2 separate regions of the Mus musculus genome follow, and region 2 is linked to region 1. A link is a loop called in an ENCODE intact Hi-C map of the cell type or tissue named here. Cell type or tissue: left cerebral cortex. All regions are shown on one strand. Each heading gives the region's core, and the rest is flanking DNA. Links, peaks and the distances in the headings are about the cores only.

Evidence for each region. Hi-C counts contacts between places; a loop is a spot of excess contacts. Peaks named below come from ENCODE experiments on the same cell type or tissue, not always from the same donor. Only the 100,000 strongest peaks of a DNase experiment are listed, where the experiment ranks them.
Region 2: a loop joins it to region 1, with 2.6 times the contacts of the local background. A loop is called at or near these places in 2 of 42 quality-filtered maps.

Annotation. Positions count from the first base shown.
Region 1 is chr9:46,501,125-46,516,563 of GRCm38, forward strand. The region is part of intron 1 of Gm31432 (a long non-coding RNA gene); the gene reads left to right. Among named protein-coding and RNA genes, the nearest start is that of Gm22659, 54 kb to the right of the region's middle. In left cerebral cortex, for the core only: CTCF peaks have their summits at 8,563 (motif pointing left) and 10,353 (motif pointing right); DNase peaks (open chromatin) are centred at 10,401 and 11,726.
Region 2 is chr9:46,384,561-46,399,999 of GRCm38, forward strand. It overlaps Gm31432 (a long non-coding RNA gene), which reads left to right and starts at 4,902. Exons shown (of 4, transcript XR_379351.4): 1 at 4,902-5,721. In left cerebral cortex, for the core only: a CTCF peak has its summit at 8,520 (motif pointing right); DNase peaks (open chromatin) are centred at 5,361, 8,543, 10,912 and 11,182; H3K4me3 peaks cover 1,488 bases; H3K27ac peaks cover 1,153 bases.

The DNA.
Region 1 (15,439 bases), core at 5,009-13,008:
TCTCTCTCCCCCTCCTCCTCTCTCTTGCTCTTCCCTCTCTCTTTCCTCCTCTCTCCCTCCTCCCTCCCTCCTCCTCCTCTCTCTTGCTCTTCCTCTCCCTCCTCCTCCTCTCTTCCTCCTTCTCTCTCTCTTTCCTCCTCTCTCTTCCTCCTCCTCTCTCTCTTTCCTCCTCTCTCCCTCTTCCTTTCCCTCTCAAGCCGTTTCAAGTGACTGAATTCAAAGCCCCACTTTTTATTTTGTCTCTCAAAAACACATGAAGCAGATGGCTGGGGCTGGAGGTCTGTTCACAGATCACTCTTCTAGCACACTTGAGGCTTTCCATCCGTCCTCAGCATGGCATGAACTGCAGGCATGGCAACATGGACCTGCGATTCCAGTACTCTGGAGGCTGAGGCAGGAAGATCAGTAAGTTATCTTCCATTATATAGTAAATTCAAAGTCAGCCTGGGCTATATGATACCCTGTCTCAAACAAAACAAAACAAAACAAAACAAAACAAAACAAAACAAAACAACCCAACAGAAAGTTGTGTGTGTATGTGTGTATGTACTATAGTAAGTAATAATCTATAATATTCTATTAAAAACTAGAGGTAGCATGTGTGAGACCCTAAGCTTAATCCCCAGCATCACCAGAACAAAACCAATGAAACAAAACAAAATAAAAGAGAGGAGCCAAAAGGCTCCAAGCATTGTAAAAAGAGATAACTAGACTGAAATGTTAGTGAACCTAATTTGATCAGTGCACATGTTGAAATATAACCCTGCACCCCACCAACATGAATTGTCATTATATACACATATAAAAGTGTGAATGCCCTTAGAGTCCACAGAGCACTGTGCTGAATGCAGAGGTCTGGAGAGAATGCCAGCATAAAAGACAGTCCCACCCTACAGCCTGATGGAGAACCCCATGAGCAGGAAAGCTGTCACAGTGGGTGGGGCTGATAGAGCAAGGCCAGAGATCCTGTGGGGCAGAGACAGGGGCAGACAAGGGAGTCTTCTGGAACTCACTGATGAGGAGAATGAGGCTTCAGACAGCAAGCAAGAGGAAGATGGGAGAGGGAGAAGGCGCATCAGGGAACATAGAGTCGGCACGGATGCAGTGAGACCTTGCTCTACCCAGAACACAGCAGCAAGCCAGCCAGGCTAGCCCACGGGAGGAGGAGAGACATTTCTGGAGAAGAAAGGTGACAGAGAAGTAGTATGCAACTACACACAACCTGTAGGCATGGCAGGTTACACCCCGGCCTCCCAGCTCTGAGGTCTGGTCAGGCCACCATCACATTCATTTCTATTTGGCCCTGGAGATCTTGGCTTGAATCTAGAGAGCATGGAAACCACGGATGGGTTGTCAGGAATAGGTGGGAATCCTTATGTGCACAGTATGACTACTGTGCAGGGAAGGTGTTGGGGCATCTGTGAGGCGGACAGCCTCCCCTGAGGGTGCAAACAGGAAGTCTCACTGGGCACATGGGGACTTCCATCACAAGCAGGTTACACTTGCCATCCTACCTGTCTGAGGCCAGGTGGACTCTTACAGTGGACGCTGGTGCCGAGTGATTGGCTCCAGCTAGGTAGGAGGGCCTATGAGGCAGTGTCTAGTTTGGTTTGGGTTAAAGATGAACTAGTCAGTAAGTGGGTGAGTTAGTCATTCAGCCAGTCAGGCGTCGAGGAAATGAATGAGTGCGTCTGTCTGTCAGTCTGTCAGTCTGTCAGTGACTCACCCAGTCCTCAATTAATTGCTGATGGTGCTGAGGTGTTCTGGTGCAGTGGGAAATAAGTTTGTGCCTGCCATTTATATTTCCTGTCATTATTTACCTTTTGTTTTCCCTGAATATTTAGAAAAGTCTTGTTAAAATGCCAACCTATCTCAGCTATTTGGAAGGGAGAGGTAGGGATGCAGCTTTAAGGGCAGGAGCACCAAGGGGACCTGCAGGGTGGGGGCAGGAGAACATGGTGGGTTGAGGAGCTCTGCAGGGAGGTGGCCCTTAGAAGGACGGATGGGAGCTGCTTCTGCGGCTGGTCCCTTCACTTGAGCCTCTGCCTCCTCAGCTCTGCGGCGGCAGGAGCTTGTCTGTGTTCTTGTTCTTGGGTTTTTGTCTGGGCTGTGCAGTAGTTAGCACACAGGTTCCCGCACCGTCACCCCATGGTGGTCTCTTTCGATAGGCCAATGGCTTGTCCTCTCTGAGATGGAACCTCCTTTGGTTGTGCGAGTTTCACTGACCTAGTGCACACCCTACAGGACATCCTGGATGAGTCATTGTGATGGGGCAGGTTCAGAAACTCAAAGACATAGGGGATTGTGTGCTTCTTGACCCATTCCCTTCCCTACCATGAAGAGGGGTCAGCGTGGGGCCCTGACTGCAAGGCCTAAGTCAGCTAAGTGACTCAGCTAAGTGACAAACCCATAGCCTTGGCTTTGTCAGAGGGACAAGTCAGCCTCAGGGCTACACTCACAGCCACGGGTCCAAGAAACACCCCTTTCACTGTTGGTCCTCCAATGAGCCACCCCTCATCAGTTTCACTGCCTAAGCTCCCTCTTCTCTCTTCCCTCGGAGCGAGCGCCATCCCCATGGAAACTGCGCTGGGATCCAGTGGAGGATAAGAGGGACAAGGAGGGCGGATAATCAAGAATTATTTGTTTGGGATAAGAAAAAAAAAGTGGAGAGGTCTATGGGATAGGACCAAGAGGAGGGCATGGAGAGATGGGGGAGGGAGAGAAGGAGGGAGAGAGAGAGAGAGAGAGAGAGAGAGAGAGAGAGAGAGAGAGAGAGTCAGTCTTTGGGGAAAAATGGAAATTTAATCAGATCAGTTTTTATAGTGCAAATAGAAAATCAGTTTTAATAAAGCCAAAAAGAAATGCAAAGCAGCAGCCAGAGATGGAGACTGTGTTCCACAGGCAGCTCTTTAGGGGTAGGGAGCCTGGGTGTTTATTGTGTGCAGACAGAGCAAGGACTAGATCTCCTGGCTGAATTTCAAATAGACATTCAGTTGGGCTTTGGGGGGGGGGTAGTATGTCCCAGATTGCACCCCCCAGGGCCATCTGTCCAGAAATGGGGCTCTTTCAAGAATATTAGGAGAAAGAAGCGGGCAGAGGGCAAGAGTCCCCCTGCCTCCTATGGTGAGGGCCCCCAAGTGCCCCATTGTGGTGGTCCCCAACCAGCGGTGCCCATGGCAACCTGCCCAAAGACTTCATGGCCTTCCACTGACACACCCCCATTCTCTGGGCTTGATTCTTAATTACAGTTCTGGCCCAGCTCGTGATTTTATTGCTTTCATTTATTATAAAAAGACCAGTGTCTGTTTTGTTTTTTTTTTTTTTTGAAACGGCTATCTGGTCAAATCACGGCTGATAAGCAACACTGGCCTGTCTTTTTAAGATGGGTCAAATTTATCACACTTAAAAAAAAAAAAAAAAAAGCAAGCCTCCGACGGCCTATTAGGAAGTCCCCCCTCCACTTCCTAGAGTGACATTTTAGTAAAAAGCTTTATTTCCTCCCTCTGCTTTCACAAAGCCACCATCTTAAAAGAGAGAGGGAGGGAGGAGGGGAGGGCCAGACGCTGAGTACTTTTGAGGCGAGGCGGCTTCATAAAATATATGGAGGGGCAAGGGCGATAGCAGGATCTGTCCTAATGGGGCTGTTAGCTTGGAGAAACGACGGGACACGTGCTGTCAGCTGTTAGTTTTGTAATTAGGAGAAAACAGCACTTCACATTTCCGAGACAGCTATTTGAAGCTCCGAGGAAGATACGGGGGTCTGGGCCAGAGAGATAGGTTGGAAGGAGGGGGCCTGGGGAAGAAGACAGGGGTTGGTTTGGGTTGGTAGCTCACCTGTCACCTCTGAAACTCTGCAGCTGGTTGCACTGGAGGTCTGCAGAGTCCTTCTGTGGCTACCCTGCCCTTGCTCAGCACTTGCTACCCCCTGTATTCCAGAATGGGGGCATCAGGCAGCCTGCTCATCCAGCCTTTGCGGTAGGAGAGCAAGGTCCAGGTTACCATCTTCCCATGGTTAGAGAAGTCAATACTGTCCATGACACAGGGGCTGGGGTGAGGCTATTTTATCAGCTCAGCTAGAAGCAAATATGATAATGGATTGCTGTTTGGCCCTAGGGAAAGAGAGAGGTTATGGAGGGAAGGGTGGCCGTTGTGTCTTTTGATTGAGTCCTGCAACTTTCCTGATGCTGTGACCCTTTAACACAGTTCCTCGTGTGGTGGTGACCCTTGACCACTAAATCACTTTTGTAGCTTCTTCATAACTGTAATTGTGCTACTGTTATGTATCGGAATGTAAATAGCTGATACACAACCCCAAAGGACTTGTGGCCCACAGGTTGAGAACTACTGCTCTGATGGCTAGGGCTGAGATTAAGGCTACCTGGGACCTTTGTGTTTCTCCCTGACTCTTGTAAACCTCGATCTCTTCCCCTGCATCCTCCTCTCCAACAATCCTCTTCTACACTCCATTGCAAACAGAAAGGCCATGGCTATTGAGAAACACCTTCCCTTATTCATCCCAGCATCCGTATCCCAGGGAGCACCTGGCTACCACAGCCCTGTAAGAAAGTGATGCTGGCCATTAGGGATGTAGCTTGATTGATGGGTATTCAGCAGGCATGCACAGGGTTCCATTTCCAGCACTTCAGACGTACAGAGTGGTGGTGTGGCAGGAGAGGGACACAGGAGGAGCAGAAGCTTAGTCAGCCCTGGCTAGTTAGAGAGGCCAGGGCCAGGGTGGACTACATGAAAGAAAGAGGAGAGAGAGAGTATTGAGGGGAAGGAGGGAGAATAGGGAGAAGTGAGAGGGTGTATCGGAGAGAGGGAGGGAGAGAGAAGGGAGAGAGAGAGAAGAAGGGAGAGAAGGCCTTGAAGGGCCTAGACTTTGGAACCAGAGAAGGCCACATTTGAGAGCCGTGCTGAAACAAGCTGGAGGAGTGCAGAAAAGTCACTTGGTTTCTCTGAATCTCTGTCTCTCTCTGTCTCTGTCTCTGTCTCTCTCTCTCTTTCTGTCTCTGTCTCTCCTATTAAGTCAGTTGTAAAATGATATTGCCACTTCTGTGGAGTTGAAGGATGAGTGGGGAGTTTATGCCACAGAACCAGGGATCCATTAAACACTGTATGGAGTTAAAGGTGTGGGCTGAGTTGGGTAGTCTGTCACAGGAGGGCCAGGCTTGATATCTTGGGACCTTCAGGTCAGTGTAGCTACCTCACAGGGTCTTCCACTGTCCACTGCCATTTTGGACAGGCCATGGGCATTTCTCTCAGACTCCTGTTCTCCGTGGCTTCCAATGTGCCTCAGTTCTGGTCACATGACTCTATTCTAGTTCTTTTGGACTCTTGGCCTGGATAATGAAAACCCTTTACATGGCCAGAGGCACTTCATGGCTGCACCTTGGGTGTCAACAAGACAGCTTTGAAAACAGGTTTCACAATTGTAGGGAAGTAAAAATTTCAGCTCCAAGTGACAGGCTCAGCATAGGTCACCCTGGTCTGCTAAGGACTAGGTGTTTTGTTTGTTTATTTACTTATTTGTTTTTCCAGATGTGAGACTCTTGGTTTTAATATAAACTCCCAAGACAGAGCTCCAGTTCAGGAAGATTAATACCCAGTCAGAGCCCCCTTTTCAGGGCAAGGGCAGTCATGGAGACAGATGAACCACCTTGTTGGACTCCCAGAGAAGACAGCTGTCAGCTCTGGTTTGGTAGTGGCATTGAAGCAGCTTGGAAGGCTTCTCAGGGGAGGTGGTAGCACGGAGGTGGGTTTTTATGGATAACTAGATGCTCACAAGGTCGACTGTGGAGGGAGAGCTTAGAGGGGTGCAGAGGACATGGTTCAGCTTGGGAGCAAAGTGGTGTGACCTGGAGATGGGAGCTCAGGAAGCCAAAGGACATTTGTTCTGTCCTTGCAACGTAGGGCAGTGATGGAGCAGCTATGGGATCTGACTTAGAAGGACAACATCAGGACCAGAGAAAGACTGGGATGTCTTCCCTATCTAAGGATGGAGTCGTAGTTTCTACAGTGTCCAGGTTGCATCCCAGCCTTCCAAGACCAACGAGAGTATTACATGACTGTTCCATGCCAAGGCTGCTTGGCTCTATAGCATGGCTGGGTGCCTGGCCCATGGCTAGAGCCAGTGAAGCCAGCTGGTGACAGGATAGAGTTGTCCTGGCTTTGGCCAGGCAGAGTGGTGGGTTCTGACCGAGACAATGGTCCCTAAAGGACCTCTGCTTGGACAAATTTAACTCTGTGGGAAGAGACAAAGATAGTGACTTGGCACCATCAAGACTACGGCCTGCTGCTTAGGGCATGCAGGGACCCACCTCTGAGGTGAATCAGGGTGAGTGGCCCAGTCCAGGCTAGTTCTACCTCCATCTGGTGCTACAGTTGAGGGGCTTAGGGTGATTGACAAGCCAGCTGAGGACAGGAGAGAGACTGTGAGAGTTGGCTTTCACTAGGATGGGGCAGATAAGCTAACAGAGCCATGGATGGCTTCAGACAAGTCCAGCACCAACTCCTGTAGGAGATAAGGCATAGTCCTTAACAAAACAAAACCAACCAAACAAAAACACTTACAACAACCACCAACCAACCAACTACAAAGACTCGACCAGAGGCTTCCTGGCAAAGTCTTCTCAGAAGGAATTCCAAGACATTGGATGCCTGGGAAATCAGCCCCTGGCCTTTTTTTTTTTTTTTTTTTTTCTAAATGTGGTGAAATGTGCTTGGTCTTAAGGGATTTTCTGGTGTCAGCAACTCCCTAAACTAAGCTCTTCTCCCCCCTTCTCCCCCCTTCTCCCCCCTTCTCCCCCCTTCTCCCCCTTCCCCCTTCCTTCTCCCCCCTTCCTTCCCCCTTCCTTCTCCCCCCTTCCTTCCCCCTTCCTTCTCCCCCCTTCCTTCCCCCTTCCTTCTCCCCCCTTCCTTCCCCCTTCCTTCTCCCCCCTTCCTTCCCCCTTCCTTCTCCCTCCCTTCCCCCTCCATTCCCCCTTCCCCCTTCCCCTCCCCTCCCCTCCCCTTTCCTCTCCTCTCCTTTTCTCCCATCCCTCCAGTATATGTATTTCAGGGAATCCAAGGATATTAATGAATTCACCTAGCCACCGTGTGTGTGTGTGTGTGTGTGTGTGTGTGTGTGTGTGCGCGCGCGCACGCATGTGCATGTGTGTGTGTTGTATGTATAGTATACATGTTGGTGTGGTTGCACTTGTATGGTCATGCATGTGTGTGTGAGGTAGAGAGGAGATCAACATTGGGTATTTTCCTGTATTGCTCTCCACCTTTTAAAATGTAGGTGATAGCTATTCCAACCCAGGTCTCCATGTTGCACATCTGGTGCTCCACATACTGAGCTGGCTCCAGGGCCCTCAGACTGGTGCTTTTAAACAGGTAGATGAATTGAGGATTGTGGCGACATTGTAATAACTTGGGGGAGGGGCACAAAACTCAAAGCAGCAGAAGTGGTCTATCATTGGCTTCGAAGTCCCTTAAGTCTCAACTTCCTGCTGTGAAGGGGAGCACTGTCGTCCCAACAGGCTGTGTATTCTATTCACTTAGTAGGTTGTCTCAACAGGCTGTGTATTTTATACACTTAGTAGGTTATCCCAAACAGGCTGTGTATTTTGTACACTTAGTAGGTCACTGTACTGGGTTGGCCTAACGTTATTTGTATTATAATACTAATTTGAGTCCCTCAAAACTGTTTGTCCCAAAGACAAGAGAGTCCACACAAGGATGAGGAGAGAGGGAGGAGAAGCCACCATTGGATAGAGAAGAAATGCAGGAGAGGAGAAAGGAGAGCCAGAATGGGCTGGGGAACAAGAGACCATGGCTCAGAGGGATGCCTAATTGGAGCTATGAGCATCCCAGATACCAGTAAATAACAACTTGGGTTGTGGATAGGAGGTAGATCTAACAACAAGAGGGTAGACAATTGCCCAACTATTGTGCTGCTTAAGGCATATTAACATATAAAGACAATATATGTCTTTTTTCCAAAAATATAAACCATTAAAGTAGGGAGGGAACCCATACTGGGATATTTTAGTATTTACAACAGACTGTTCCAAACAGGCCGTTAACTCTATATACTTAGTAGGTCATCCTAACAGGCTGTGTATCCTGTACACTTAGTAGGTCATTCCAACAGGCTGTGTATTTTTGAGGGAAAAGGCTCGTGTTTTTCTTCTCCTTCTTCTGGTCTTTCTATCCCCAGGGTCTGGTATAAAGTAGAAACTCAATAAATGTTAGTCAAATGAATGAATAAACGTTTGAATAACAAAAATACCTGCTCTCCAGACCTCTCAGGATTATTGGAAGGATCAAATGAGATAATGCACGTGAAAGCACTTTGTAAATTGCAGAGCACTATACAAATGCAAATCACTCCCAGCTTTGGTGGAAATTATTATTCAAATTATTATTATTATTTTCACGGTAAAGGAGGAGAGGAGGGAGAGGCCAGAGCACCCCAGCGTAGGGTGCAGGAAGCTCAGGCTGCAGCCTGGGCAGCGGTGGTGTTCTGCAGGCTACCAGAACGCATCTCCCTCTGCAGGCTGCTGGGTTAGGCAGCCCAACTGCAGCTGCTTTAGGGTCGGACACACTAGTTGCCATTGGAATTCTGCCCAGTGCTGGGGATGGCACACTGTCCCCTGAACAAAATAGATTAAATGCTGGGCTGTAAATGAAAAGGTTTTTTTTTTTTTTTGAATTGTCTGGTTTATTTTTTATTTTTATTAAGTTATGAAAAGCAGCATGTTAGGAATGGAATTGTAAAAGAGGGGAAAAATGGAGGGTGGGAGGGAGGGAAGGAGAGATGGGGAAGAAAGAGAGTAAAGGGAGGGAAGAGAAAGGAGAGAGAGAGAGAGAGAGAGAGAGAGAGAGAGAGAGAGAGAGAGCAGAGCCAGCACCAGAGGCTAGCAGACCCCTCCTGCAATCACTTTCCCTGTGCCATTATCCTGCCTCTTCAACCCCTAGCCTGCAAGAGGGAGCAGGAACTGGCTGGGCAGCCAGGAGACACTAGCAAAGGCGTGATTGATAATTGGCGACTGTAATTCTATAATTCATCTCTGCATCGCAGTGAAATTAAAAGAGTTTAGGTTCCTAAGCATAATGATCATCAATTAAACGCCGGGGAGATTTAGTGTCTTCATTTGAATTTTGTTTTATTTATTTAAATGTCTCTTATGCTGGGGGTTGGGGGAGGGCAGCACAGAGTGGGGGCAGCTGAGTGAAGGCTAGCCCCCAGGCAGCTTGGAGCAGCCAGGTTGCATGGGCTGCCCCTGGGGGCAGCGCAGGGCAGAGGGCTTTTTGAGACAGGGGATCCATCATCTCAGGCCTAATCAGTTAATACTGATAAACTGCCAGCAATAACTGCCAATTGCACCGAAGTTCATTCTTTCAGGGAGTGCCCTGCCACATCGGGGAAGCGCTCCTGTCTCCAGGAGGGAGAGGATGCATTTGGTGGAGGCAAAGCCATTTCTTCTCTGAGAAGGGCTTGAGAGCAGCCCAGCCTGGTGGGCAGCCTGATGAATCTGGCCTGTGCCTGGTGTTTGAGCTCAGGTTTGGATACAGAGGTAAGGTGTACTTCGATGTGACTGTGGTTCGGTGGGGAGTGCCCATTTCTCAGCCCCAATTTGCATACATATCAAAACAAAGCTTCAGAAACAGAGCCACTCACTGCCTCCCTAGCTGTGTGACTCAGTTTCCTCCCTGGGAGAGAGGGGATTGTACTAGATGGTCCGGAGTGGCCCTTTGGCTTGATTTTAGCTGTCCCTGGCCACTGGCCCGTAGACAGGATGCCTCGCCCATCTTCTGCCCTCTTTATCCACCCCAGTTATAGCCTGGGTACCCTGGCTGCCATCTCTGCCTCTCGGACCCCCTTGACCCTCCCCACATGGCTACCCACTTTGCTGGGTTGGTTATTGCTACAGTTTCCCAGCATTCTCTGATTCTGACTTCTCACTTGCAATCAAGAAACTAAAAATAGAGAGTAAAGGAAGCTCTCCGAGGGGGGTTCCTGGGGGTGGGAAAGTGCTCTAGTTCCCCAGGGGAATGAGACCTCATCACCATCAGAGTACGGGAGGGGGGTTGCGGGGGGGGGGGAATCTAACCCAGACCAGTGACAGAGTTGGAGGCCAGGGGACAGAGGCTTCCTGATCAGCAAGAACAAGGACCAGGCTTGAGAGACAGTGTGTGAATGCTGGAGATAGGCAGGATTAAGCAGCAGCCTCTGGGTCTTTGTGCAGGAATCCCATTGTATCCCCAGCACAAGAGACCCTTTCCCTGAGCCAAGTGAGGGGCTGAAATCTTGGGACCAAGGTCCACCCCCATAGCCTGGGCAGAGGGGCTTTGTGTTCTAATTCATCCGCCAGGAGAGGGCACCCTGTTCTAATTTTCACAAAAGTGTGCTCCATGCTCGGGGAAGCATCCTGGAGAACGTTCTCAGAGTTATCCTATTGTGCTGGTAGACAAGCAGGACCCACGTGCCCTGATCAGGGATCTCTCCTTCAGAGCCTTGGATTTTAAAGGAGTGGGCATGGTGTGATCAGGTGGGGTGACTTGGAAGCAGTGAAGCTGTGTCGGGGCGGAGACCTGGCTTCTCAGACTTGCAGGCTTTGGGGGCTAGGATGAGGAGTTTGGCCCACTGGCATGAGCAGAGAAGGGTGCTGTGGGATCTCAGACACACAATTTCAAAACCCAGTCCACCTCCCTGTCCTGGGAAGAGCACCCTGGAGATCTGAGGAATGTGCGAGTCTACAGCCATCCTACCCTAGACGTGCCTGGCCTTGTCTGAAAAGCGAGTGAACTCCTGCAAGTAACTGCTGGTTTGGGGATACACCTGACTGTGGAGTCTGGACCCCTGGCTGCAGTTCTGGATATACTATGTCCATGGGCTCACTGCTGCTTTTTCCTCTGACCCTCAGTTGCCTTCTCCTGTCCAATCGTAGGATAATTGCCCACATGCTCTTGAGCAGGCTGCATGGGGGTTAGAACTTTCATCTCTTCTGCACAGACAGAGGCAGTGCCTGGACCTTATCTTCTGAGGAACAGTGCAAAGGGATGTTATCACCACCCTTGCTTGGCACTGCCTTAGAAGCAGCATGCTTAGCTGGGACTGTCATCAGGACCCATGATGCTTTTCCTCCTGGGGAAGAAATGGCTGGCACTGGAACCCCAGGATATGCCAGTGTTTGTACCAGAGATCCAAATCAAGATAATGTCTTTCCATCTCCTCTCCATCTTTTGAACTCTTCCCAGTTCCTTTACCAAGCACATTTCTATCACGGGACTTGGCCCTCAAACACGTGGTGACATCAGCAGGGAGAGAGGGCAGGGTGGAGCTGAACCCTGCCACTTGTGGTGCCCCGCCCCATCCCTCCCCCCACTAGCTTTTCTTAACCTTGTCCACGAGGCTGACTAACTTCTTGTACTTAGCATAAGTGCTTTTCTCTCTCTCCACTTTGGGAAGATTGAAGGCCTTCTAGAGAATGGGGGGCAAGATGAGGGTGACCCCAGGTTTCCAAACACGCTTACCTCATGTCCTTGTCTTTTTCCATCCTGAGCAGGCCATCCATTCAGGACTGCTCTGAGGTCAAAGGCTGTTCTGTACTCCCCAAGATTGTCTTGGACTCTTTGGACAGCTCTGTCCCTGTATTTGAGATGAGTTTAGAGGAGACAGGACTCTATAATTTTCTGTGTGGGATCCACAAAAGCTACAAGCCCAAGTGGGCAGGCAGCCCAACAAAGGCTTTTAAAAATTACCATGTGCTGTCCTTTCCTCTGATTACAAAAGCAATACATATTCATGGTAAAAATTTTGGGAAATACAGAAAAGCACAAAGGAAAAAAATCATTCATATTCTATGTTCCAGAAGCAACCATTATTAACATTTGAGGTATTCACCTTGTCCTTCCCTTTCTCGTGGTCTCTGCATCTCTGTCCTTTAACAGAAGCTTCATGCAGCAACACTGTTGTGTCACCTGCTTGGTGATAGTGTACCAGGAGCATTTCCACATATAGTAAAAGCCATTTGATGAGTGTGGCCAGGTGTTTGGTCAGGGAAATGGCATGGGGTGCGGATGAGGGTAGGGGTGGTGGAGGCCATGACAGCAGGACTGTCAAAGGAGGTCTCAGTGCTGATAGATCTGGCTCCTTGGCTTCCAGACCATCAAATCCATCAGCTGAAAGAACAGCCCTTGAGGTAGACAGCAGGAAACCCCGTGACCTGAGAAAGGTAGACAGTTGAGCTAGCCATAGCATTGAAGATTGGTTACTGTATTGGCCACCTTCCTCCACAGGTTCTTGTCCTGGCCACAGCAAGCTAGCAGGAGGTAGGCAGGACTCAAGGTCATAATCACTGCTAGGCTGTAACAAAATAGGCTAGGCATGCTAACCTGGGAGACAGAGGCAGGAAGATTTTGAGTCCAAGGCTGCCCTGGACCATATAACAAAGGCCTGCTTCAGAAAAGGAAATCAAACCAAACCCCAAACACCCAACAATGATAAAACAAAAAGAAAGCACTGTAGTGTATACTAGGAATACAGCTAAAAAGGTGAAGGTCTGCTTTAATACCACTTGGGGTGAAGAAGGATGCTGACAACATTTCCAATAGTGCAGGCTGAATACTGTAACAGGTGTGGTGGCTTGAATGAGAATGGCCCTCATAGGCTCATGTTTAAGTACTTGGTCCCGAGTTGGTGGAACTATCTGGGAAGGATTAGGAGGCGTGGCTTGTTGAAGGAGGTATGTTACTGCTGGCAGGCTTTGAGGTTTCAAAAGACTCATATCATTTTGTCATTTCTCTCTGTTTTCTGTTTGTGCTTGGAGATGCGAGCTCTCAGTTTTTCCTACCTCCACACCTTTGCTCTGCCATCATGGATTCTAATCCTTTGGAACCATAAGCCCACGTAACTGTTTTCTTTTATAAGTTGCCTTGGTTGCAATGTTTTGTCACAGCAACAGAAAAGGAACTAGCGGACAGGATACCTTGGGGTCATTGTGTGTTATAGAGCTTCAGTTTTGCTGAGCAATGAATACAAGTCTGGGATCCTCAGCAAGCCAAAACCCTGAACAAATAACCGTGGGACACTGGTCTTTCAAATGCAGGAATCCATGCCCATCTCATCAGCATACCACATTAGCCTTCTGTGAAGCATTCTGATCGGGCCAGCTGACTTCTGATGAGCCCATCTCTATCTGACTAGGCTTTTACTGTCTTCAAACTCCACTCAGCAAACCTAATAACCGAGGTTAAAAAAAAATCACAAAGGACAGAACCTTTTTTTCTTTTTTGAATGATGTACATTAGTGGATGGCAAGCATATGAAAAGATTTTCAACATCATTGACCACTAGAAAAATATAAATTGAAGCCACATGAGATAATATGTTCTATGCCAGATAGAGGAAAGATGAGAGAGAGAGAGAGAGAGAGAGAGAGAGAGAGAGAGAGAGAGAGAGAGAGAGAGAGAGAAGGGGAGGGAAGAGTTGGTAAAGAAGTAGTTGTAACTTTGTGTTCCATTGATAGGGATGCAGAATGGTAAGAGCCTATTTAGAAAACAACACCACTCTTTAAAAACTGAAAAAACAGAATCACCATGTGTTGGCAATTCCCTTTCTGGGGACATTTTTATAAGGACTGGAACGGTTTTGAAGAGATGCTTACATATTCAACTTGCAGCAGTGATGCTCACCACAGCCAAGGCATGGGAGCAACCCTTACGTCCACAGACAGATTAATGGGAAACCAGAAGGTGTTCCATACATAAGAAGAAATTCTACTCAGCCCCAAGCCAGAGAATATTGTTCCATGCTCCAAGCAAGGTAAACCTTGAAGATGTTATCGTGAGATAAGCAGCTTGCAGAAAGACAGAATGGTTGACATAGCTGATTTGTGCTCACAGTTTCGAACAGTTCCACTCCCAGTTCCTGGCTTCATTCATTCTGGGCCTGTGGCGAGGATAAACATCATGATGGAGGGAGTCTGTGGAGAGGGAGCCATCCAGATATTTACCTCATGATGGGAAGCAGAGGAGGAGGGAGAGGAGGACGAGGAGAAAAGAGAAATAGAGGTCAAAGACAAAACAATCTTAATTGCTCACCCTCATCCCCCAGTGACGCTTCCTCCAGCTTGGTTGCATCTGCAGAAATTTCCAGAACTTTCCCCTATACCAGTTGGGGAGCACATGCATCTTGGGGGGAACATTTTGTGTTGGCACCACAGCAATGGGGAATTTAGAGTGGTCAAATTCATAGAGGTTGAAAGTAGAATCGGGCACCTGGAGAGTGGGGCAAGAGGAAATGGAGACTTGTTCAACAAACATTGGTGTCAGGTTTCCATTCTGGACACGGGTTGTATGACAGGCAGGTAGGTATGTAACACTATTGAGTTGTGTACTTAAACATGTGTCTTAGTCAGGGTTTCTATTCCTGCACAAACATCATGACCAAGAAGCAGTTGGGGAGGAAAGGGTTTATTCAGCTTACACTTCCATACTGCTGTTGATCACCAAAGGATGCAGGACTGGAACTCAAGCAGGTCAGAAATCAGGAGCTGATGCAGAGGCCATGGAGGGATGTTCTTTACTGGCTTGCTTCCCCTGGCTTGCTCAGCCTGCTCTCTTATAGAACCAAGACTACCAGCCCGGGGATGGTCCCACCCGCAAGGGGCCCTTCCCCCTTGATCACTAATTGAGAAAATGCCCCACAGCTGGATCTCATGGAGGCACTTCCCCAACTGAAGCTCCTTTCTCTGTGATAACTCCAGCTTGTGTCAAGTTGACACACAAAACCAACCAGTACAACATGCTTAGGATGAGAAATTTATGTCAAGTTTGTTTAACTACATTAAAAAAAAAAAAAAGCTGATGTTATTCTTGCCTTCTCTGGCCAGCCCAGCACGGGAAGGTTGCCCTTTCCCTAGAACTCTTCTCTGGGAATAAGTGATTATTCTCAGCAGCTGGTTTCATCTTCCTGTGATATTCGAGATTCCTTTTGGGCAAGTTGTTTGAAGGTAGGGATAAAATCTTTACCCCTTTACACTGTCTCAAGCCTAATCACGGTTCAATTAATATCTGCTGACTGGATTGTCACTTCCCTTGATGTGTTTTGGTCAGTGGAGCGGGCGGGTGATGGATGGAGAGAGACGCAGAGGAGAGAGTGCCTGGCTGAGGGTCTAGCTTCCACTTGTTGACTGTGAATTGAGTAGGCAACTACATCCCGCTGTGGTCAACCTCACACATATTCACATTATTTTCACTGGCACATAGACGGGGTGGGTGCAGTGAGGACGTGAATTAGGTCAGTCGTAAGAGAATGGTGTGGTGGACGCTGAAAAGTCTGAGGTTGAAAAATGTTGGCAGGCATTAACCCGACCCACCTGAGACGTGTACCTACTCTGGAAAACAACCCCATAACTCTCCTCAGCCATCCAGCCCAGTGTCTTGC
Region 2 (15,439 bases), core at 4,931-12,930, 120 kb before region 1:
TCCATCCATCCATCCATCCATCCATCCATCCATCCATCCATCCATGCATTCATCCTTCTACCCATCTATCCAACATGTCTGTGTTAGTTACTTGCTCTAACAAAAATATCTGACAAGCAATTTAAGAAAAGTTCAAGGCAGTACACTCTATCATGGCAGGGAAGATGCGGTGGCAGAATATGGTTGGCCGTCCACCATCATCTTCAGTCAGGAAATAGAGTGATGGACACTTTTGTTCATTCTACTTTCTCCTTTATATTTTAATCTATTTATTATTTAAAATAATGTGTGTGTGTGTTTGGGTATGTGTGTGTGTGTGTGTGTGTGTATGTATGTGTGAGTGCAGATGCCTAGGGAGGCCAGAAGACAGTGTAGGATCCCCAGAGCTGGGTTTGCAGGTGGGCTGCCTGACATGAGTGCTGGGAACTGAACTCACATCTTCTGTAAGAGTGGTACACGCTCCAGTGAGTCATCTCTACAGCCTGACTTTCTCCTTTGTATTCGGTCTGGGGCTCCAGACTGTGAAGTGTACCGGCTCACATTTAAGGTGTGCTGCTCCACCTCAGTTAACAAAATCTAATAACCCCTCACTAGCATGCCCAGAAGCTTGTGATTCTAGACTCTGTGGGCAGCTATCACAGTGCCCTTTCTTTCTCCCACACACACTTGTGTGAGAGGTGTGCCAGTGAGTACAGAATGCTGGAGAGAATGCGGAGGGAACGAATGTGCAGAGAGGAGGGGAGATCGCTGCCTTATGTCAGGCTTTCCTGAGATTCCCAACAAGTAATTCCCGTGGAGACTTCAGAGAGTGAGTGACTTTCTGTGGTGGCCAGAGTCCTTCAGGAAGAAGGAACTTCAATCAAGCAAAGTGCCTCCACCAGTATGGCAAGCATTTTCTTTATTGGTGATTTATTTACTGTTGATTAATATGGGATGGCCTAGATTACTATGGGCAGTGTAACCCTTGGGCTAGCGGTCCTGGGTGCAGCAAGAAAGCAGGCTGAGGAAGCCATGGGAGTGAGCCAGTAAGCAGCATTCCTCCATGGCCTCTGCACCAGCTCCGGCCTCCAGGTAGGTCCCTGACTCTCGTTCCTGCCCTCATTTCCCTGGATGGTTGACTTTACATCTGTGAGCCGAAATCAACCATGCTCACCCTAAGCTGCCTTGGTCATTCATGGTGTTTTAATCACAGCAATAGAAGCGCTACCGAAGACCTCCTGTGAAAGGAGTCTGAATCCTTGAGTTGAATCTGTGTTGTGGGGCTGGAGAGATGGATCAGTCAAGGCCGCATATTGCTCTTGTAGAAGACTTGAGTTTGGTTCCCAGCACTGACATCGGGCAGCTCACAACTGTCTGCAACTCCAGCCTTGGGGCATCTGGGGCTTCTGGCTTCCACAGACACATGCACTTCCATGCACCGACCCTAACTTGTATAAAAATACATCTCAAAAAATTCTGTTCTGTAGAGTACCTTCTGTGATGGAGACCTGGGTGAGAGAATTGCCACTGTCACTGTCATCACAAACACCGAGGAAGGCCTACGAGACCCTTGCTCTGGTCTCTTCTAACATTCCCAGCTGCTGCAGTGACCCAGGCTAGCCCTGTCAAGAAGATGAAGAGTCTGAGGCTAGGAGAGGTAGCAGAGTGAATGTGTCAAAGTGAACGCCTTATTTACTTTGTAGTCACTGTGACCAAATACCTATAAGAACAGCTTAGGGGACAAAGGACTTACTTTGTCTCCTGATGTGGTACAGTACACTGTGGCAGAGAAGCGTGCCTTAAAGAGTAGAGCCTGAGACTGTTCACCTCCTTATATCTTCACAAAACAGGAAGCAAAACTAGACAGTAAGTAGAGTCTGCATCAAACCTTTTGGTCCACTCCCCTCCCCCAGTGACCCACTTCCTCCAGCAAGGGTACAATCCCTTAGAGGTTATATATTTCCTCAAAATAGCACCACCTGCTGGTGACTCAGTGTTAAAGCACCCGGGCCTATGGGAGACATTCCCTATGGAAACCATGACTGTGAGGAGGAATGGAAGCCAGGATCAGCTCCATAAGCCGAGTGAGAAGACTGAGAAGTTGTATGTTGCAGAAATGGTTGGAATCCCCCCTTTTTTTCCTTTTCCCCAAGTGCTGAGAGTCAAACTCAGGGCCACTAGCATGCTAGGCAAGTGCTCTACCGTTGAGTTGCAACCTTCGCCCCCTTCTGTCCCCCCCTCCCCTCCCCATCATCTCCTCTCCTTTCCCCTCCTCTCCTTTCTTCTTCTACTCTTCTGTCCTTCCTCTTTCTTTCTCCTGCCCGTCTCCCCCTCTCGTCTCTCCCCTCCTCTCTTCATTTTAAAATTGAATTCGGAGCCTACAGCCACTTTCCAGGGCAATGGAAAAGGAATGAGGCCCGAGCCCTTGGCATCCAGGGCTGGGAGCCCCGTGTGCTGCAGAGGCCCAACTTGTCCTTATGCAGTGAGTTTTTTTTTTTCCCCTTTGATTTTTATGTAGCTCTGCAAACCATGTGGACACCATCCCCCAGGGCAGGTCATCCATATCATTTTACAGTTGAGAACCTGAAACAGAGATATTACGGGGAAGATAAGGGTTTGAGTCCAGGTAACTAAAGACCTCCCTATACTCTTTTATCTTGGCTTGCTCACGAGGGTTATACAGCTAGATCCCTCTGCACTGCACACTGACCAGGCTCAGCTCGTTCAAGCCCAGGTCCATTAAAGCCACTGCTGTGGGATGGGGTGGATCCAGGTCTCATCCCCAGCCTCAAATTAGCCTGCCCTTGCTGTGTAACAAACGACCCCAGCATAAAGGTTCTCAGCACAGCCACCGGTATCTGTCACCTACATAATCAGGCCAGGAACTGGCTCGGCGAGGTGGTTTTGGCTCCGCAGTTCTTGTGTGGTTGTAGACACCACAAGATGCTGGCCAGGGCTATGGTGTTCTCTGGGGGCTTGACTATGGCTTGCTTCCAAGATAACCTTTCCTTGGTTGCATGTTTGTCCTGGCCAGTGGTAAGAGGCTCCAGTTAGTTGCAACACAGACCTCTAGGATACCTGTCTCCATAGCATGGCTTCTCCTAAAGTGCAGGAGTCCAAGAGAGGGAGCTGTCATGTGCTTTTTTCTTTTTGGCTAATTAATTTATTTTATGTATTTGAGCACACTGTATCTGTCTTCAGGCACACCAGAAGAGGGCTTTGGATCTTATTACAGATGGTTGTAAGCCTCTATGAGGTTGCTGGGAATTGAACTGAGGACCCCTGGGAGAGCAGTCAGTGCTCTTAACCTCTGAGCCATCTCTAGCCCCTGTAATGCTGGGTTTTTGTTTTTGTTTTTGTTTTTTAAATTAATGAATTGTTGTTGGTAGTGCTAGAGACAGGATTAAACCCAGGTCCGCATGCCTGCTACCAAGGACCCAGTCCTTGCAGTGTCTCAGACTTTCCGGGGTTAGTGGCCACCCTCTCTCTTCTGCCTCATGCTTTTTTATTATAAGTAAGTCACCAAGACTGGTTACATTCAATTGAAGGGGAACTAAGTTTCATTCAAAAATAGTTTAATTACTGTATATTCTAACCGACATTTAATAGCTATACAGCTTGTGGGGCGGACATGATTCTTCGATGTGTGTGTATATTGTAGTGGTCAGATAGTCCCATTGCCCCAAACACTGACTCATAGGCTAGAAAATGAAAAGTGGTCTCTAAAACAAACAAACAAACAAACAAACAAACAAACAATAAATAAATAAATAAACTGTGGGTATGATTTAAAAACACCATCCTTTCAAATATTTTACTGGAAAAGATGAGCCCAGACACCTTTGTTGAGATAGCAGCCAGGTCTCTTCCAAGTGCTTCTGGGAAGGCTCCTGTCTGAGACCACACGGGGAGGGGGATGCGTCTCAGACAGTGGTCACCCGGTCTCCACTGTTGTTCATGTCTTTGTGAAGGCGTACCCCAGTTTCCAGCTCATTTCTAACTCCTTCCTGTTACTGTAGATCAGTGTTTTCCTCTTATTTTACTTTAGACAGGGTTTCCCTCCGTAGCTCTGACTGACCTGCAGCTCATCTACTTATTCCTTAGAATTAGAGCCATTTACTGAGTACCCCTTACTGAGCAGGGCAAGGCACAGGTACTCTTAAACAGTTCTTGGAAACGAAGGGAGGGAGATGCAGGAACAAGGGACCCGCCCAAAGTCAAGGCGCTGGGCCCAGCAGATCCTGGTCTGTGCTGCTGGGCTACTTCCCCCAAACGGCCCCTGGCCCCAGTCTGTTCCAGAGCCCGGCTCAAGCCTGGTCCCTAGGGGAAGACTGGTTTCTCTCATTGGCCATTGTCACTTTGCCATTCTTGTGTGTGTGTTCAGCTCAGTTTCCATATCAGTCCACAAATGTTAGAAGTTACACGCGTTATTGTTCCCACAAGCCCTCTCCCTCAGGGCCCACCTGTCATCACCCACTGGGGGCACCAACAAATGTAAAGTGTCAGGGGGCTGGGGCTGGCGGCTTCAGGAACGCACCCAGAGGGTCTCAGGCAAGGATCTCAGCTTGGCTGCCGCCCACCCTGACCATCTCTTCTGTGTCCCTTTGCCCAGTGCTGGCCCCTGCCCCTCCTCACCTCAGCCCTGCCACCTGAGGCAGCTCCTCCTCTGTTCCTGCTTTGTCAAGACTCCCCGCTCTTTCTTCCTTAAATTGATTCTCAGTAAAAACCTCTCTCTCTATTCTGACTCCTGGGCTTCTTTAGGTTTTCCTGGAATCTTTTGTCTCGTTCCCCTCCCCAGCTCATCTAAACCACTCTCTTGGGTCTGTCTGTCACCCACCCCTCCTGGTAGAGGGACTTGTTGCCAGGCGGTAGCCCTCTTCCTTCCAGTCGCCCCTCACCCATCTGCCTGGCTCTGTCTCCAAGGTTACTGCTGCCTCTGCCTCCTTTCTTGCCTCCCTTCCTCTTTCCTCAGCCATTGCTGAGGGTGGGTGAGGGAGGGTGGAAGGACTGCGGGCTGTCTGGAGAGACAGAGCCTTACCCCTTCTCCTTGCTTCCGTGATCTTCCCTCTCTCTAAGGCTCCTTTCTCCCCGCCTTGGACTGTAAACTGTCCTATAGCCCCCATCTCTTTGTCTCTCTCATCCCCCCCCCCCACCTCCGCGGATCTCCCCGCCCCCTGTCCCAGCGTCTGCTTCCTCTTTCTTTTCCCTCCACACCTCTCTTGCTTTTACCTCTCCGATTTCTCTGGGCTAGCCTTGTATCTTTTTCTCTTTGTAATCTTCCAGTTAGAATTCATGTTTCTCCTTCAGGAAGCAGAGACAAAGATTCTGTCTTAGGTTTCCCGGCCCCGCCCTTCTCAGCAAGCTCGCTCTTTAGGGTTTGGTGCTAGCAGGCTTTTTGTAGCCTAGCAACAAGTACTAAGTTCAGAGTCCAAAGCAAGGACCAGAGCAAGCTCAGTTCTGGTCGGGCATGAGTGAACATGAGGTGCTGGAGGGAAGAGAGAGCAGGACCCCAGGCTAGCTTGTGTACCCCACTTCCCAAAGGCACCAGATATAAGGATGTCCCGAGAAGCCGAGAAGCCCGGCAAAAGCCGAGGTGAGGGCAGAGATGAGCTGCCATGGATCAGCTGTCTGTTGGCAGAACTTTTCTGTAGCTGCCCCTGCCTGTGATCTACAGGTGCCCCTGCCGGTGTCACACCAGTCAGTGCGTCCCAGGACCCCGGTACAGGACTTGGCATACGGCAGGTACACTGTGGGTGTGTTTCCATTCTGTCTGTGCTTGGAGGGAGGTGCACAGGGCTTTTGGACTCCTTGACAGATAGCATTTGGTAATATCTGTAACAAAAAGCTTCTTCTAGGAACCTTTTGAGGGACTTTTCCAGACAAATTATTAATATTTTTCGTTCAGGAATTATTTAGCTATTCCCTCTGCTGAAAAAAAAATCACTTTTCTTTTAGTCATTGATGTCTGTACTTAGACACAGTAGGTGGATTCCGTTGTTCAGTGTGGTCATTACAGCTTAATGCAGCCGTTCTCAACCTGCAGGTCGCAACCCCTTCAGCGAACCTCTATCTCCAAAAATATTTACATTATGGTTCATAACAGAAGCAAAATTACAGCTATGAAGTAGCAACAAGAATAATTTTTATGGCTGGGGGTCACCTCAACACGAGGAACTGTATTAAAGGGTTGCAGTGTTAGGAAAAGTGAGAACCATTGGCTTAATGCATCTTTATGTTTCTAGAGTAACAGAGATGTTCCAGAGGTCTCTAAAAATGAGACCTTGTACTCATTTGGGCCTCCTTGCCCTCTTGCTTTGGCTTTACTATTTCTAGAGTTTTCTCTCTGTGTGTCTCTAGATTAAACACCTGGGAGACTGAGCTGTTACGATGGCATTCAAGGTCTCCTGGAGACAGGGACAAGGGGACTTCAGGATATGTTTCTCGCCCATCCAGGCCTGATGACCCCAGTGAGTCCCTTCTGGTTGCTAGAGCGGGATCTGCCTAGCTTCTGTCCCATTCTCAGGTGGAGACAAGGAACCAGAACCAGGGGTTGGCATAGCTCAGAAAACTGGACAGAGAGGAGGGTGGTCCATGCTGTTTTGTTGATCTCAGTTCCCTTACAAGTACCCGATCACACATCTGCACTGCATCAGCTCTGGGCCATCCCTCAACCCCTCATGCTACCTGCCTTCTCATCATAGTGGTCATTTCTCTTTCCTTTCCTTTCTTTTTCCTTTCCTCCCCGCCTCTCTCTTTCTTCAGGGTTTCGTGTAGCCCAGGCTGGCCTTGACCTTACTATGTAGTCAAGGATGACCTCAAACTTCTGATACCCTCTCCTCCACCTCCCAAGTGCTGGGATTGCAGGGGTGTGCCGCCATGTCTGGTTATGCAATGCTTGGGGTTGAACCCTGTGCATGCTGGGTGAGCACGTCTCCAGCTTATAGCACTGCCCTTTAAAAAGGGATGCGGGCCTCACACTCTCCAGGGAGCACTCCCCAAGTCATTCATTCACTTATACAACATGTGTTCACGGACAAGTTTCCTGCGTGCGACCACAGACACTGAGACCACCTTAGCACATAGGACTGTGAACTTCCTGCAACACTTAATGTGGGAGACAGATTGCAAGCAGAAAACCAGGTGCTGTGGGTGACAGTTCCAGTCAGAGTCAGGGAGAACCCTGCTGTTCTTTCAAGAGAGGCCCCTTCTTCATGGGAAGTTCTAGTTCATTTTGGCCACCAGCTACTGCTGCCACGTTGGAGATGTCTCTGAGCCAATTCTCCTCATCTGGGCAAGAACGCGTCCCTTTCTATTCTAAGATGATTATGTCTCCATTTAAAAGCAAATTTGCCTTCAGACAGATTTACAAACAGAAATTATATTTCCAGATGGGCATTGTAGAAATGTAGGGAATTTTAATTAAGCTTAAAGAAAAGCAAGAGGTAGGGGAAGAGATGGCTCAGTCAGTAAAGTGCAAGCCTGAGGACGCGAGTTCAGATCTCCACACCCACACAAAAGCCAGCTACAGGAGTACAGTCATAAGGAAGTGGAGACAGGAGGATTGCTGGGACTCAATGGCTGCCCAGTCTAGCTAAGCATAACAACTCCAGAGTTAGTGAGAGACAATGTCTCAGAAAAGCAAAGTGGAGAGTGATTAAAGAAGTCTTCAGATTTGACCTCTGACCTGTACACACATGTACACAGACACATGTACATACACATACATATACACATGTACACATATCTACACATATACATATAAATACACATTCAGAGACACACATATGCACACAAAGTGTCCACATATGTACACACATGTACACACATATACATGTATACACACATAATGCACATACTTCACACACTACATGCATACCATGTACACATGCCACATACACATGTAATACACATACACAACACACACCAAACACACACATTAAACACACCATACACATTCTCATAAACACACATATGTACATACACACATTCACACATACACATGTACACACATATTTATACATACAACACACAATACATACCATACACACACACACACAAATATCACACACAAAATACACATATAACAAACAACACATACTATACAAACCACACATACACACACATACCACACACATCACACACACACACACACACACACACACACACACACACACACACCCATCACTCCCACGTCCACTTTTCAGGGGCAGCACGGGCCTGAGCTGGTAAAAGCCTGTGATTCCCTCTCGACTCACCTTCCTGTCTCTGCCCTGTGCTTGGCTCACTGCCCACCCAGGGAACCTCAGAACCCTGGAACTTTGGGACCATGCCATCTCCAAAGGCCAAGGGGCCCTCTGTGGGTCCTTGCGCGCGACTGGTGTCTTAGGGATGCCTTCTGTGACCACTGAGTGTCCCTCTCCCGGGGGAACTCATAGGACAGGTGCACCGGGAAGAAGGCAGGCTGCAGGTACCTGGTAGGACCCTAGGACCGGCGCTGGGACCCGGCTGCCCCGCCTGGCAGCTGGGAAGCAATTCCGTGAGGGGCCGATAGATGGCGGCACTACACCGCTCCCAGCCCGCACTGCAGACACCGGCAGGACCAGGGCCGGCAGGTGGACAGGTGTGTGTGCTGGGCCCAGGAAGGGTTTGCCCTTTTTTATTCAAAGCTCTGGAGGTGGGCGCTATGGCTTTGGCCTGGTTCCATTGAACATGTGGCTCTTGAGGCCGCCATACAGAGCGACAGGTAAAATCGCTGCACACTGACAAGAGTTCAGCCCAGACTGGAGTTCCCACACTGCCCCCTAAACCTCCAGGGTTATTTGCTGTATCAGAGCAGAGCAAAGCAGGAGCGGGCCCAGAGACCCTAGCTAATCCTGTGGGGGAAGGACAGAGGCAGAAGGGACAGAGAAGGCTATGACACGTGGCTCCGTTCTCTCTGCCTACCTGCCAGGTCTAGCTCTACCACTTACTGGCTGGGTTACCTTTGGGTAAATTACTCAGCCTCTCTGAGTTTTCCCATCTCTAAACAGAGAGCAATGACGATAATGGCAGGTTTGATTGTTTCTCTTTTAATGATAGCCCTGAGCCCACCTCCTTGGACTAAGCCAAGAAGAAGTATTTCTTAGTTCTTACTTCTCAGCATTCCCTGGCTCTCATCATCTGCATGTTTGCCGTTTGTTTTAGACAGAGTCATGTAGACCAGACTAGTTTTGAACGCACTTGTAACCAAAGATGACCTTGAACCCTTTCTTCCTGTCTCTATCCACGCCCACCGCCCCGCCCCGCCCTGCCCCTGCCTTGCAACTGCTAAGATTATAGGTGTGCTGGAATCATACCCAGAGGTGCTGGGATTATACCTAGGGTCTCATGCATTCTAGGCATGCGCTCTATCGTCTCAGCCCCAGCCCTAGCCCCCGCCACAGCCTTTTTCTGAGGGTGGGGGTGGGTGAGGCGGGGCTGGTGTAGGCACACACTCCAGTGAGGCATCCACTCTTATTAATGAACAAAGTGGGGCTGCGGAGATGAAACACATCACTTACGGGCCACACTGTCACAGGCTGGGATCCAAACAGGTGTCCAACCCTGGACAGCAGGCACCTGTCAGGCCCCCTGCTTGCTTTTGTTTAGCTGCTTGAGCCCTTCCCTGTGGCTCCCACCCCAGCGGCACTGTCTGGGTGATTTGGGTGCTTTGGTGATGTTGTTTGGCTTCTGAGCATGTGGGGCAAAGGGCAGGCCAGCCTCAGCTGCCCTGGGGTGGGTGTCCTCCGCACTGGGCAGGAGAGGAAGGAGGCTGATGTCAACTCCAATGGTGGCCCCTCCCCTCCAGGGCTGACTTGTTAGGCCAAAGGCGCTGGCACCCTAACAGCGCCTGTCAGACGCCAATGAGTTGATGAGGTAGAAACTGGTTATTAAGTGTAATAACAGTGGTTTGGTTTTTCCGCGGTTCTGCCCATAAGTGCCTAAGTGACAGCTGGCTTGTGCCACCATGCTGCCTTTTAAGTGGCCCGAAGATGGGGCATTGGGAGCAGGTGGAACTCTTCTAAGGGAGCCTGGAGGGGCATCTGAGCTTCTTCTGGGGGGCTTTTCTGGTCTCAGTGGGACAGCAAGTCTGACTCTCGAGACCTGGTCAAGACTGGATGAAATGTGGGGATTTGGAACTTAAAACTATGCTACAATGTGTCCCAAGACCTTCTAAGGCCCACTTTGCCCTGTAGCCTGTTCCCAGGGCTTAGGTGGGAACTCTAGAAATTTGGGGGTGGGGTGGGGGAGACCTGTACTTTTTGGGTTCCATTGTTTGTGATCCCAGGGCTACTTTTTAAGGAAATCCCCACTCCCCCCACCCCCCGGCTTCTCCATACAGAGCTAAATTTATCTGGTTCATTAAGAATATAACATTGTTGCATCACAGGTAGAGACATATTGTCAGATGATGAAATGTGTTATACACAGTAGACTCTTAGAGGACCCTGTCATCTGCCACCGTGGCAGTGAGCCTGGAAGACAGTAGACTGAACTAAGTCCCAAGACAAGGGCTGCATGATTTCAGCAGTGTGTGTTTGTGTGCATGTGTACACACATGTGTATGCATCCATATCCATTTCCATGTGTGTGTGTGTGTGTGCATGAGTGTGTGCACTCAAGCGTATGTGACCTTGGAGATGGAACCCAGAGCCTCGCCCTCTACACTCCTGCTTTCCATGAGATGCTTAAAAAGTCAAACTAACAGAAGCCGAGAGTGCTCTTGGTGGTATCAGGGTTGGAGCAAGTTACCAGGGGTTGAGGGGGAGGGAATGGTGAAGGCCACTCAGTGAGAAGACGGGTTTTGAATATGTTCTAGAGATGACTGTTCAACAGTTCTGAATGCTAACAGTGGCCACTGCAAACTTTGTAAGAGGGCAGCCCTCATTTCAATGTTCTTATCATAGACACAGTGTAAGCAAAGTGCTCTCTCTCTCTTTCCCCCTCCCTCGTCCTCCCCTTCCCCCTCCCACTTCGCCTCCTCCTCTCCCCTTCTCCCTCCCCTTCCCCTCTCTCTCATCCTACCCCTCTCCCCGTCTGTGTGTGTGTGTTGGATCTGATTTTGGGGTAGTCTCACGGGAGTTCGCATATGGCCGAGCTCATCCGACTGTACCGTTAAATATGTGCAGTTTTTTTGCATATCAATTATACCTCGATAAAGCTGTTAAAACAAAGAAACTCACTGCAAGACATTCTGTTTGGCCCACGCAGCGCTTTACATTTAAATGCCAGCATTTAAAGTTCTAGAATTTCCAACCGAGATCCACACGTCTGGCCTTTCATCAAACAGTGGTAAGAACTGATAACTCAAGCATGCTCGTGTGCTAGCTGCTGGCTGCGGTAAAGCCCCTGCTGCAGAGTTAATGTCTTCAGCTTGCTTTGGTCCCCATCATCCCCACTGTCCCTGTCACAGAGGCCACTTGAGACACTCAAGCTGCCCAAGTCACCTGGTTCCTGCCTTTTCCTGCCCCAGGAGTCTATTGAGGGTCTGCTCCATGTGTGGTGACATGATATTTCAGTTGGAAATTATGGCAAAAAGGCAGAGAGTTCCAGAACAGAGACCCCAGACTAGATGTGCCGAGACTGGATCCTTTGCTAGCCTTGTTTCCAGCTTTGGATGTTAGATTTAGATGCTAGGAGTCTGGGACCACAATCTTTCAAGGCAACCCCTCCGGTGATGCTCAGTCTGGAAGGGGGTTGTCCCCTCCCTGATCTCATCAGATCTCAGTCTGAGTCCATAAATAACATAGGCTGTTCTGTGTATATGTGTATGTATCTTGCATACATGTGTAAGAATAGGCGTGAGTGTATACATATATAAATATGTGTGTATATATGGCCAATTATGTCATCACCAGCCATATTTGCTCTCTGTCTTAGTTTCTTTATCTGAAAAAAAACAGGCCATTGGGCTGTGGAAAGTTTTGAGTTTGAGGTAGTTAGGCCACCTGCAGGGGAAATGACAGGGACAAGCCACATGACTCCCTGAGCCAACTCTTCTTGAGAACTTTCTTGGGAACCAGAAAACACCATACAAATGAACAATTAGTGCTATCAGCTCTTTGCGTCTAAACGGCAAAGGACTTCCCCCTCCCTGTGCTAAGGGGATGGCAGGAGAATGGAGTGGAGTGTTGTGCATGGCAGTGCCTTGGATGGGGCTTGTTCCTGCTGCAAGGAACTCTTGCAGTGTGATTATTAACATAGCTTCCCCGAATGGTCTTGGCCGGAAGCCTGATGATGCAGCAGCTGCCAAGGCTCTGAGCTCTTCACCGTGGTGGCTTCTCCAGGTTGCACCTACCTTTTCTCCCGGCTGCTTGCCTCCCTCCACTCCTTAGCACTCAGTCCCTCATTTTCCACAGTCCTCTGGGGTTCGAGTCCCATTCTACCTATTTCACAAGTGGCCCTTGATTTCTGGGCACCACTATCATTTGGAAGGGTTTTAGCTATACCTAGTGGTTCAGTTGATGGAGAAATGAGCTCCTACCATTGCCCAGTGCTGTGTGGGAGCTGGTGTTGAAGTGAGAGCTGAGATGGATGAGGCCACCAGTCTGGGCCAGTGGTGGTGGGGCTCACAGAGAAGAGAGAATGGAAGCAATACACTAGAAAACATATATACATATATATGTAGATATGCAGGTAAATTCATAAAGAAAACCAAACAGAAGAGATGCTCCAGAGTGATAGGGCATGGCTCACAGAGTAGTGGGGTGTAGCTCACAGAGTGACAGGGCGTGGCTCACAGAATGACGGGGTGTGGCTCACAGAGTGATGGGGCATGGCTCACAAAGGGTGGTCAGTCTGGGATGAGGGAGCTGGTGTGTGAACTAAGGTCTGAATGGTACAGAAGAGGTAACTCCTAGGTGGAGAAGCTAAGGTTGGCTTGTCCAGGCTCCTTAATTAACTGAAGAGAACAGAGAGGAGCCGTATCTTACCCATGGTTTGCACAGCCTCTAGAATTCTGTTCTTTGACCTCCCAAGCTGGTACTTGGTCACTTACAGCTCTTAAATCTTTATGAAATCTTAGCTCCTGGAGGGTGAGGCTGGGCTTCTTTGAATAGCCCTCCCGATAATCATCTCTGTACCCCAGCTCCTGGTATCCGGATCTCCATCTTCTGATAGCTGTGAGCTTGCTCCACGGCAGCCAGCCCTGCAGAGATATGAGAGGCAGGGCAGAGACAGAGAGCAAAGTGGCTGAGTGGGCCTTGTCATTAGTTGCTGAACGCAGTAAACCCAGTGGACTCCCAGCCTTATAATGACCTCGTGTAATTAATGCTAAAGGACGGTGGGACCCGTATGGATTTATACATTAGCTCCACATTAACACTAAATCGTTTGATCACGAATCACTGTTAAAATAATGAACATGGGGCGCTTTACAACCAGATGAGAGGATGCAGCAGGCTCCTGCCAGCCTGGAAATTGAAGCACCTGCGAGATCCTTTGCCTTTCTCCTGCTCTGCAAGTTGTTTCTTGTTGTTGTAGGTTTTACCGTTATTGAGGTGTCTGTATACTGGGCATTTGTGGCTGGGGAAGGGTGGGGCACCACTTCACCCAGGAGCTGGCAGGCCAGGTGAGGTGGTAAGTGTACACTTGCAAATGGAGTGAGTTTAGCAAGGGCCTACCATGCTCCAGGTTTTCTCAGGATTTATCCTATTCAGTCAGCAAGGGGAGGTGTGCATCAAGACACAGGGGCGGATAAGAGAACAATGCTCATTCAGGGTGAGACTCGTAAGGTAAGAGTAGTGGCCCTAACCATGGTCCCAGTGCTTAGCAGGGGGAGCCAAGGGGCATCAGGGCTCAAGGTCATCCCTGGCTCTGCGAGACCCTCTCTCTAAAAGCAACAACAATAACCCCCCCCCCCCCACACACACACAAAAAACCTTCAAAATATTTATGTCTTTCCCACACGGAGCAGAGCTGCTGTCTGCTTGGGCCAGAGAAGGTTCTTTACATAGTAGGTGGCATTTATGCAGAGACTCACAGTGGGTCAAAGGGTTGAGAATAAGTGGGTGTTGACTGCTCAGCTCTAAATGGGGTGACTATGCCATCTCTTTCCAGGTTTGGGGAACACTGCAGAAGACTGTGGTGGCAATGGGAGTGGAGGCATAAGAACTGGGAAGGATGGGCTATCCTCGGACATGACAAGTTCCTTGCATTCAGGATTGCTGAACTGTGATTGTCTGCACAAGGCTCACACAAGAACAGGCCTGTCAGCATCCTGTCATGAGGGAGATAGGCTCACAAGGCCGCTCCAGTCACTGAAGATCTATAATCAGTTAATCCTTGCTGGAGGAGGGAGAGACCTCAACGAAGAAGGGAGACTGTGTGAGAAACCAAGACTGAGCATCATAGAATGGAGTCCTTAGAAATATAGACTAGATTCTGGAGGCTCTGGAGTGTTGGCCCAAGGACTTTGCATGTAGCATTGCTTATGGGAAATATCTGGTATCTATATTCTTGTTCTCCTCTGTCTCACTGCTAGAGACAGATTGTTTTTGTCTTTTCTAGGTGTGCGCGTTGATATACAGCCTCCAGGGTAGTATTTTAGGAAGTGAGACATTTGGGACGTGGTGGAGTCAATGAGGTTGGAGCCCTCATGAGTGGGACCAGTGACAGGAACTCTGGAGATGTCCCTCCCCTCTTCTGCCATGATCTAGGAAACAAACCTTCATTAGACGTTGAATTTGCAGGACTTTGATCTAGAACTTTCCAGGCTTTGGAACTGTTGGGATCTTTCTCAATACAATGGTCAAAAGAATAGTTGGCTGGCACTCAGAAGTCTTTTCACCAGTTCTGGGTCCAGGTTTCTCACTTTGGCATAAAGGAACTGAGGCAAAGGGAGAGTCTGTGACCTGCCCAGGGCCATCTTGAGTTTAGCAGCCTGATGGGACACTCTGATCCTTGTGCAGGGGAAGATCACAATGAAGCAGGAGGAGGCAGCATCCCAGAGCAGTGAGTACCTGAGGGGAGATGGGGGAGAAGCTTGGGATCTGGCTAAGGGGATCAAAATGAGAGAGACAGCGCTCTCAGGCACTGTGTGCACGGTGAGACTTGGCCTAAGAATCTTAATGACTTTTTTTTTTTGTTCAAGGCTGGGATTCCTGCCTTGCCTAGGAATGATAACACTTTAGTTCCATTCAACGCCTTCCTTTTGGCTCTGGGTTGTCTGTCCAGCATCTGCCCCACCATCTCACATTGGAAACAAAGTTTCTCTGGTCACTGATGCAGAGGCATCTCACCCTGGGGTGTTTTCTATGTAGAGTCTCAGCCTTGCCTAATGCATGACTTGGACTGTGATACCTGGGGCCTTCTCAGTTGATAACATATTCCTGCTCTCTCTCCCTATCTCTTTCTTTTTTTGGTTGCTGTGACCAAAATATGTGATAGAAATGACTTAAAAGGAGAAAGGGTTTATTTTAGACCAGTGTTTCGGGGTGTCCGT